Linked DNA regions of Homo sapiens: region 1 is linked to region 2. Evidence: read pairs that join two places in POLR2A ChIA-PET (ENCODE). Cell type or tissue: GM12878. All regions are shown on one strand. Each heading gives the region's core, and the rest is flanking DNA. Links, peaks and the distances in the headings are about the cores only. Region 1 overlaps FHIT (fragile histidine triad diadenosine triphosphatase). Region 2 overlaps CFAP20DC-DT (CFAP20DC divergent transcript).

Region 1 (4,396 bases), core at 329-4,328, 450 kb after region 2:
GATTACACAAGTAAACAAAAGTTGAGAGAACTGGTTTTCTCTATCAAATTGGGCAAAGGTCTTCTCTGCCCTTGTCATTATGTGGATACGTTTTTCTATGAGGAGCACTATAGCACAGTGGTGAAGGGAATGGGTTTGGACTTGGACTGCTTGGGTTGGAATACTGCCTCCAGCATCCATTACCTATAGGACTCTGGGCAAGTTACAAAACCTCTCTGCACTGTTTTCTGCAATGTAAAATGGTGGTGGTGTGGGGGGGTGGTGTGGGAATAATAGTAATATCTGCCCCAGAAGGTTGTGGACAGATGAAGTCAGACAGCCTTTGTAAAGAGCCTAGAACAGTGCCTAGTACCCTGTAAGCCTGGGGCAAATGTTAGCTGCAGTCATTGCCACCATCACCATCATCTTGCCATCATCTCCCATCCTCTCTCTCAGAATCAGATTCCAGAAGTCATTTTGTCTCCATTTTCCTCACTGCTCTCCACAGTCATTCACTCTCGCTGTCCCACTCCTGCTTTTGAAAAGCCTCCACCCCTCTAGCCTTCATAACTAGCACAGGCCTTCCTCGCTCCAGGCTGAAATATTACAGCTTTCCCCTAGCTAGGTTCCCTGACCCCAGTCCCACTCTCTACCCAAACAACCTGCCCTCAATGCCCAGACAAACCTGCCTGAAACCCTGCTGTGTTCTTGGCCCCATTCTGCTACAATGTTTCTGCCTTCATTGTCTAGATGGCAGAGTTCAAGGTTACCTTGGGTTGCAACCCTCTCACAAACTAATTCAAACCTGTTTTCCAAACCACATTTATTCCCTCACCCCCAGCTACTGTTCCTGCTGTTCTTCCCACTTGGAATGTCGTTCCTAGCCTCTGCATAGACTCAAATTCCAAGTAGATTCCAGAACCCATCTCAGCTTGTGTCTTCTTCCCAAGGCCTTCCTGATCCCTCCATCTCTTACTCTGGCATGGGACACTAGCATCTGCTCTACTGTGGAGTGGCAGGTTTAGAGGGCTTAGGTTTAGAGACCTGGGCTCATATGCCAGCTCCAAAATGAGCAAGCGGTGAGAGTTTTGATCCAGTTGTGTAACCCCTCTGTGTCTCAGGTTCCTTATCTGAGACTGGAGATTGATAATGCTCTCTCTCCAAAGGGATAGCATGAAACTCAAGCAAAAGTACTTGTACACATTCAGATTTTTTTCCAGTCTTCCTGTGTGTTTTTTGAGGAGCCCTAGATTTGGCAAAGGTGCCTTTGAAGGCGGAAGTAGGAAACTGAAGCGGGCTAGGTTGTCAGACCTCCAGCCCCTGCCTCTACACTTCAACCAGAGCTGCGCTACCTTGATCAATTATATTTATATATTTGGGATCTGGGTGACCTTTACTTAGGAAAAAAAAGAGATCTATTCCACAAAAGAAAGAATAAGAAAACCATCTCATCTCCCAGCTGGGCGCGGTAGCTCATGTCCCCAATCCCAGCATTTTGGGAGGCCGAGGCAGGTGGATCACTTGAGGTCAGGAATTTGAGACCAGCCTGGCCAACATGGTGAAACCCCATCTCTACTAAAAATGCAAAAAAATAGCAGGGCGTGGTGGTACATGCCTGTAATCCCACCTACTCAGGAGGCTGAGACAGGAAAATCGCTTGAACCCGGGATGCAGAGGTTGCAGTGAGCTGAGATCATGCCATTGCACTCCAACATGGGCAACAGAGCGAGACTTCATTTTCAAAAAAAAAAAAACAAAAAGAAAAGAAAAAAGAAAACCACCTCTTATCATTAGTACCATACAGGCTTTCCATAATTATTTCACTATTTCACAACAGTACAGCTGGTCTCCCCAGATACATTGTAACCTCCTTGGGAGAAAGGACTGAGTCATCTTTAAGTATGTATTTTCCCTAGTTAAATATGTTGTACCCGGTAAGTACTTAAATACTTGTTGATGAAGCAGCTCTGCCTTACTGCCCACCGGTTCCTCCAGAGATCACACTTTTATAAGGTTAAGCCCATCAAGAAGTTCCTTTTCCACTTCCCTGAGCAGGCAGCCATGGCTTCTTTATCTCCTTTCACTCTCTTCTGGGAAGATCTACTTCAATCCCAGTGCCATTATCTCTCTCTACCAAACACTGCTCAGAGAATAGCCTCTGAGACCTGTTTCCTTACCAGGATTCAGAGGATCACAGATACTAGAGATGAAGGAGAAAAAAAATAAATCTATCAGGGCATCATGTCCTCTCCTTGTGCAAAACGGTTAAGTCCTGAACATTTTCTAAATATTTGTCAGGCCTGGTATTAAAGGCTTGAAGTGACAAGGTCCCTCAAGGGAGAAGTTGGCATTAAACCTCACTCTTAAAGATGACTTCTTTTACTGACTTTTCAGTTTCATGTTTCACCACTGAATCTCACTTCTCACTTTTAGTTAAATCCCTTCTAAGTAGCCAGGCTACAGTGAGTGGGGGCTACAGAAAAGCCACAGGAGGAGTCAGAAGAGGGTAGAGCTGTCACTCTGTGGGCTATGTTTCCCTCTGACTACAGGTAATCAAAAAGGATGGGCAAGGTGAAATCTTGACATCTCACTTGAACAGAAGTACTCCCCCATTCTTGCAGATTCCCCATCATTCCCATTCAGAGAGCCAAAATGCAACTGTGTAATTATAAGATAATGTCTTATTTTTGTGGCCCCACTGAGGTTACCAACTCAGACACCTATAGGGGCCCTTTGATAAGGATGGCAAACCCACTTCCTTCAGCATATTGCCAGCTCACAGGAAGGTGCATCATGTCACCAGATTATCCCCCTTTAAAAAAAAAAAAAAAAGAAAGAAACCATCTATCAAAATTTCAATGAGGAATCTCTTCATTTTTGAATGTTGGCAATGAATTCAAATTATCTTTAACCCATTGTAAAGGCACAGCTGACACCAGTCCCTTCTGTAGGAGATTTCTTCTCCTTCTGAAATCCATCGCCAATTCATAAGCAAGCACGCAGGAATGGACAATGCTGTATGTTTATTACATTTATAATTTTGTGTGTAGAAGCCTTGCCTCAATCCTCAAAATGCAGACACCTATGCTGCAGTCTTTTGCGTGGTTACATCACTCAACGTCCCCAGTACATATGTTCAGAAAAATGGTCAGGTCCTCAGGGAATAGTTAAAACTGTGCAGGACTAGACTACTTAGGTTTATATCCCTGCCTCAGTGCTTGACAGCTCTGGGACCTTGGGCACCTCAGTTTTCTCATCTATATAATGGTGATGATAATAACAGCCCTGGGCTCATAGGGTTGTTGTGAGGTTTAAATGACATAGCAGGGTGTACATCATTTAGCAAATACACTAGGAGCTTAATAAATGTCATTTGGAAGCTGCTTCACATTTCCACATTCTATTAAAACACCCAGGAACCAATGGTGCCCTCACTTCATCTCTAGATTTTGCTAAAGAGTTGGTTTAATTTTCGCCATGTCTTCGGGTTTCATTTTTACCTCTGAAGGTCAAGTTGGCTTGCTACATTCTTGGCAGAGTCCATAGCCCCTTTGATGGTAGAAAATGATATAAATGAAAAGGTCAGATGATCTTGCCTGGGTTACCTGTCATTCTGGAAGATCACAGCTGTATGCTAAACTAGATCTAGGTATGTGTGTGGGGTGGGGCTGAAGTCTACACCCATATTGTGGTAGGCACAGATATGTACCACCCAGGTTGCCCTTCAAGGAGGGACTTGGCCTCCCAACTGTAAGGTGGATAGTGATTAGCAAGCACTGTTCAGCCATTAGCTACTTGAGAATGGGCCTCAGCTCCAGTGAGCTGCTTCCCTAAAGACCATACATTTCTTGGGCAGCTTTCATTTCCTACAGAGTGAGGCAGGTGTGACAAGATGCTGCTGTTTCCATTCATCACGGAACAATCCAGATAGGCAATAATGAACCCAGGGCTCCCCACTGGCTTGGGTGAAGCTTTGGAGGGCCTACCTCAAAGTCCAGCTTCTACCTTGCCCACTCCTGTTTCTGCCCCTTCCTTTCACAGGTGTTGATGCCTAATAAACATCTTGTACTCCAGAGTCCATCTCAGCACTGCAGCCCAAGAACCCAACCCATGACACACGGGTGTACTGATGCACACACACACTCCTGAAACCCAGACAATCCTTTAAAACTATCTTTTTAATAAACAGAAACCAGCCAAGTTTGATTATAAAGAAAACCAATCGTGCATTGAGACCTATGGGATTAGCAGGGTCAGGGGTATCTATAGAGTTGGGAAGGATTACCACTGATATTTTCTTCCAATTTCTTTTATTGTGGTAGAATACACATAATCTAAAATTTACTATCTTGGCTATTTTTAGGTGTACAGTCCAGTGACAATAAGTACATTTACATTGTGGGCTACAATTGCCACC
Region 2 (4,396 bases), core at 331-4,330:
TTGTGTAGGTGTCTTTGCTTATTTGGCATTTTCCATCTTGGGGTGGGAGGTTGGATGGAATAGCTTTCGTAGGTAGTGCTTTTGCTGTCCCTACTTGCTCAAAATATCGGCCTGGGGTATCAAGAACTGAACCAATTAAAAAATCTTGTTTCCTGTGCTGGTGCTCTTTCCTTTAACACAGTGGTTTTCTCTCTTACCTACTGCTACCCAAAGTTATTTCCATTAGGTGTTTCTTTCCTGCTGCCATGTAAAAAGATTAAAAATAGTATTGTAGACAGACTGAATTTAGGGGGAAATTTTTCGGTCCTGTGCACCATTGTGGATTATGTCTTTGAAGCTCACACTGAACTCCTCAAGCTCCATTTTAAGTGTCATTTTATCACATCCCATTCACTTGAGTCCAGAGTCCTGAGCTAGGGAATGGCAGATAATTGCCAATCCCACCATGAAAGTGTTATCTGCATATTAAACACGTCACTCAGGAATCCAGTGAATGAGTCAGAGACAAAAGTTTAAAATAAGATCATCATTCTTGCAGGTCCTCCTTCCATACATTGCAGCAGGAGTCTGTTAGGGACCATATCGAAAAATAGAATTGCAGAAATCAAGTATGTTTCTTTCAGTACCTCTAGGTGGGGAGTGGAGGGTCAGTAGGAGAGAAAATATAGGCTTTGGGTTGAGAGGGATCTGGGTTCGATTTCCCAGCTCTGTGATATTAAACAAATCAATCACTCATCCCTAAGGAGTCTCAGTCTTCTCATCTATAGAACATGGGCAAAATACTGATCTTGCTGGTCAGGAAGATTAAACAGGCATCACCCGTAAAGCCACCTAGCTCATGCCACGCATAGAGGCATCCGGTGGCACATTGCCCTCAACACTGGGTGAATACCATTTTGAGTTAATTACAGCTCTGATTTCACAGACCATTTCCAAAGTTTAATTGTATTTCTTTCATGCAGTCATTTGAACTATCTACAGCGCGTTTCTTGTAGGTTACACCTGGCTACTGGAAGACGTCCTAGGTGATTGTTCAAAGGGGCCCATTGAGAGGTGAGTGATGAGGCTGGTGAGAATTCTGTGGTGTGCTTAAGAGTCTTCTGGGCATTTGCTAAATCTAGTCAGATTCTAGGACTCAACCCCAGAGAATCTGATACAGCGTTTGAAGAGGGGACTCTGAAATTTGCACAATGAAGGTTCTCCTCAGGTACTTACAATGTAGAGGCCTTTCGCACTAGACTTCAAAACACACTGCCAGAAACATGCCCACAGAAGAACCGCTAACGACTTAGTGATATGGAAGGGGGGCAGAGAGGTGCTGGGAAGAAAAGGACATGGTCCCTGGTGAGGGTTCCACCCCCGGCCGGTGCCCACGGACCTAGGTGAGAAGAGGGACTCCTGCATTTGTGGCCAAATATTGCATTTCCCAGGACCACCCTGGCCTGCCACACTGTCATCCTGTGCCTATAAAAACCTAGAAACCCTAGCAGGCAGACACAAAGGTGGCTGGACGTCAAGAGGAGCACATCAGCAGAGGAACACATGGGTGGCTGGATGTCGAGAGGAATGCACCAGTGTAGCACAACACCAGCACACTGGCAGGCCATCGACTGGCAGAACAATGCGGAGTGTGGCTGAGGTGGTTGGAAAAGAGTCGGGCGGCCAAGCGGCCGTACTCCACGGGAAAACCATCTCCCTTCTGGCTCCTCCATCTGCTGAGAGCTACTTCCATGCAATAAAACCTTGCATTCATTCTCCAAGCCCATGTATGATCCGATTCTTCTGGTACACCAAGGCAAGAATCCCAGGATACAGAAAGCCCTCTGTCCTTGTGATAAGACAGGGGTCTAATTGAGCTGACTAACACAAGCCACCTATGGATGGCTAAACTAAAACAGCACCCTGTAATACACACCCACTGGGGCTTCAGCTGTAAACATTCACCGCTGGACACTGCCGTTAGGTTGGGGCCCCACAGCCTGCCCGTCTGTGTGCTTCCCTAGAGGTTTGAGTGGCAGGGCACTGAAGAAGCGAGCCACACCCCCATCGCACGCCCTGCAAGGGGGACAAGGGAACTTTTCCTGTTTCACTAGGATTGACCACTGGGAAAATGCCACTCATGGGAGATGAGACAGCAGCCATCCAGTCACCAGAGAGCTGTGATATCCAGTCACCAGAGAGCTGCGATATGGACAAGCATGGGATTTGTCCTGGAGCCCCAGGGGTCAAAACAGAGCCTGATGGGTAGAAATTCCAGGGAGCAAATTTCCATTTAATATAGATGAGTGCTTTTCTAAGAATTAAAGGTGTCCAAGTGTGGCCTATGTAGCTCCAGGGGAAATGAACCTTCCAACTCAGGAGAAATTTAAATTTGTCTGTCTGAGTGACCTCTGGGAATTTTATAGAGAGGAGATTATCGCATGCTCTTAGCCCCCAATGGCACCCGAATTACTCTTATTGCCATTGCTTATACCTTTAGGTCCAGTGTGTTCACTCTCACAGATATTTGTTACCCATTTACTCAGTGCCTGATTCTATGAGGATGAAGCAGGAAAGTGCTCTGCAAATCCAGGACAGAGTGTGATTTTCGCAGATGCTGTTATTAGAAAAGAAAATGTCGGGTTTCACTTTCCATATGGAAAGAGGTAGTAGGTATTTCTGGTAATGAGAAGAGAGGGAGGGATTACTCATTGGAAGAAAGAGGTAATGAGTAAGCTAGTTCCGCTTTGAGAAGAAAAATGCTTTCACAACAGCTTTTAACAGATTGATTAAGCAAAGTTTTCGTTTTGTTTCAAATAATTATTTGTTTTTCTGCCTTTCTCTTCAGAGCTGTGAAATTCTAGACGTCTCTTAGAAATAAAATGGGTTGCTACACACTTATTTTTCTCAGCTCTATATACATTTCTCCTTCTTCTTTGAAATTTGTGGCCACCATTAATGTATATAGGATGTTCTCATTTTGATTTTCAGTTGAGACACTGCAGACTTTTATGAGGGATGCTTTGGATCAAGCAAGAGACACTGAGTAGTTTCCTTCCTTCCAAGATTTCAAAGCAACAGCACCATATTGAGTCTAAACTCAAAGCCTTTGTTCAGAAGCCAGCAGCTGGCTACTCACACCAAGATGGCATTGGATGTTTTTGGAGTGGGATATCCAGGTGACATTTTAATAAAAGCTTTCATGGGCCAATTATTTAATCTATAGAGTTTTATAATTAGCTGACTTTGAAACCTTATTAAACCCCATGTGCAAGATCATGTGAAATTGTACCTCAAGTTTGATTTTTCTTTGTTGTACCCCTCTTCTCTCCTACTTCCTTGATAGTTGCTATTTGTTTGATATTTTTAAAAATTTCTTATTGACACACAGATCCATCCACAAAACAAAGTCATAAAGGCACCTTGATCTGTAAAGTGTTCTGAGTTTCTTAAAACTCTAGTACAGAATGAGAGTCTCTAGAAGGTAGAAGGCCTAGTTTTGGAAGTTGCCATCAGCATTGGATTTTTGCCGAATAGTGCTATATATGTTCAATAATAAAGTTTTCTGTTTTTGTCAACTATTTCTTATGGAACTATTCTCTGTGATGCTGAGGTTACAGAAAAATATCATTTTTCTGTCACTGTTGGTGTTCTTCAGGACCTCACTTTTAAATAGATGTCCTTTTGAAACCTAGGTGGTTATGTGCATCAGAAAAACACCTTATCCTGTGCCCCATTGGGTGACTTGGACAAAGTAACACAATTTTGGTGGGGGAAATGGTACATATTATGTTTCATAGGAGCCAGATTCCAATAGTAACCATCTGACCCTTGTGATCCTATGTTTTCAATTTTCCTATAAAAGAACGCAACAAACAGTGCTGCTCAAGCCTATTTTTCTATTAAGTGTTCTTTGATTCGTGAGTTGCTGGGTAGATTTTCCATTCTCAGTGTTAGAAGACACGAACATCAAATACTTTTCTCTTAGAGTAACTTCTCATGCAACTGTCTCATGGCATATGCTAAAAGAAAAGAAAGTTCCTTACGTATGAGTACAGAGAAACGGAGCATGATTTTAACCTTGGTTTCAGGTTTTGTTATTTAGTCTTTTTGACTTGAATATGAACTCAAGTGTTTGCTAATTAAAAGAATAAACACAGCAGCCATTGCTCCGCCAAAATACGTTTATCGAGTGCCTATCTTGTGCACAGTCCTTTGCTAGGCTCTGTTTATATAACATATCCTATTTAAAAGGCTGCTTGATAAATAAGCAGTTTGGAAATCCCTGGTGGGAGGTAGGTGGCGATATTCAGTGTAGCTTCCCCAGCTGCCACCTGGAACATGAGTCTGAGAATGTCTATGCAGGAAGATGATTAATTTCAAAAATCATTTCTAGGAAATTCTCTGGATCTTTATA

The links. Peaks named below come from ENCODE experiments on the same cell type or tissue, not always from the same donor. Only the 100,000 strongest peaks of a DNase experiment are listed, where the experiment ranks them.
Region 1: POLR2A ChIA-PET joins it to region 2 with 5 read pairs; 1 of 35 experiments calls an interaction of 5 or more read pairs at or near these places.

What each region holds. Positions count from the first base shown.
Region 1 is chr3:59,837,599-59,841,994 of GRCh38, forward strand. All of the region lies in intron 8 of FHIT (fragile histidine triad diadenosine triphosphatase), which reads right to left. Among named protein-coding and RNA genes, the nearest start is that of CFAP20DC-DT, 750 kb to the left of the region's middle. In GM12878, for the core only: no CTCF peak of the experiment used is centred there; a DNase peak (open chromatin) is centred at 2,403.
Region 2 is chr3:59,383,737-59,388,132 of GRCh38, forward strand. The region is part of intron 5 of CFAP20DC-DT (CFAP20DC divergent transcript); the gene reads left to right. Among named protein-coding and RNA genes, the nearest start is that of CFAP20DC-DT, 300 kb to the left of the region's middle. RefSeq lists an enhancer at 2,437-2,496 and a silencer at 2,667-2,726. In GM12878, for the core only: no CTCF peak of the experiment used is centred there; a DNase peak (open chromatin) is centred at 2,645; H3K4me3 peaks cover 572 bases; H3K27ac peaks cover 2,629 bases.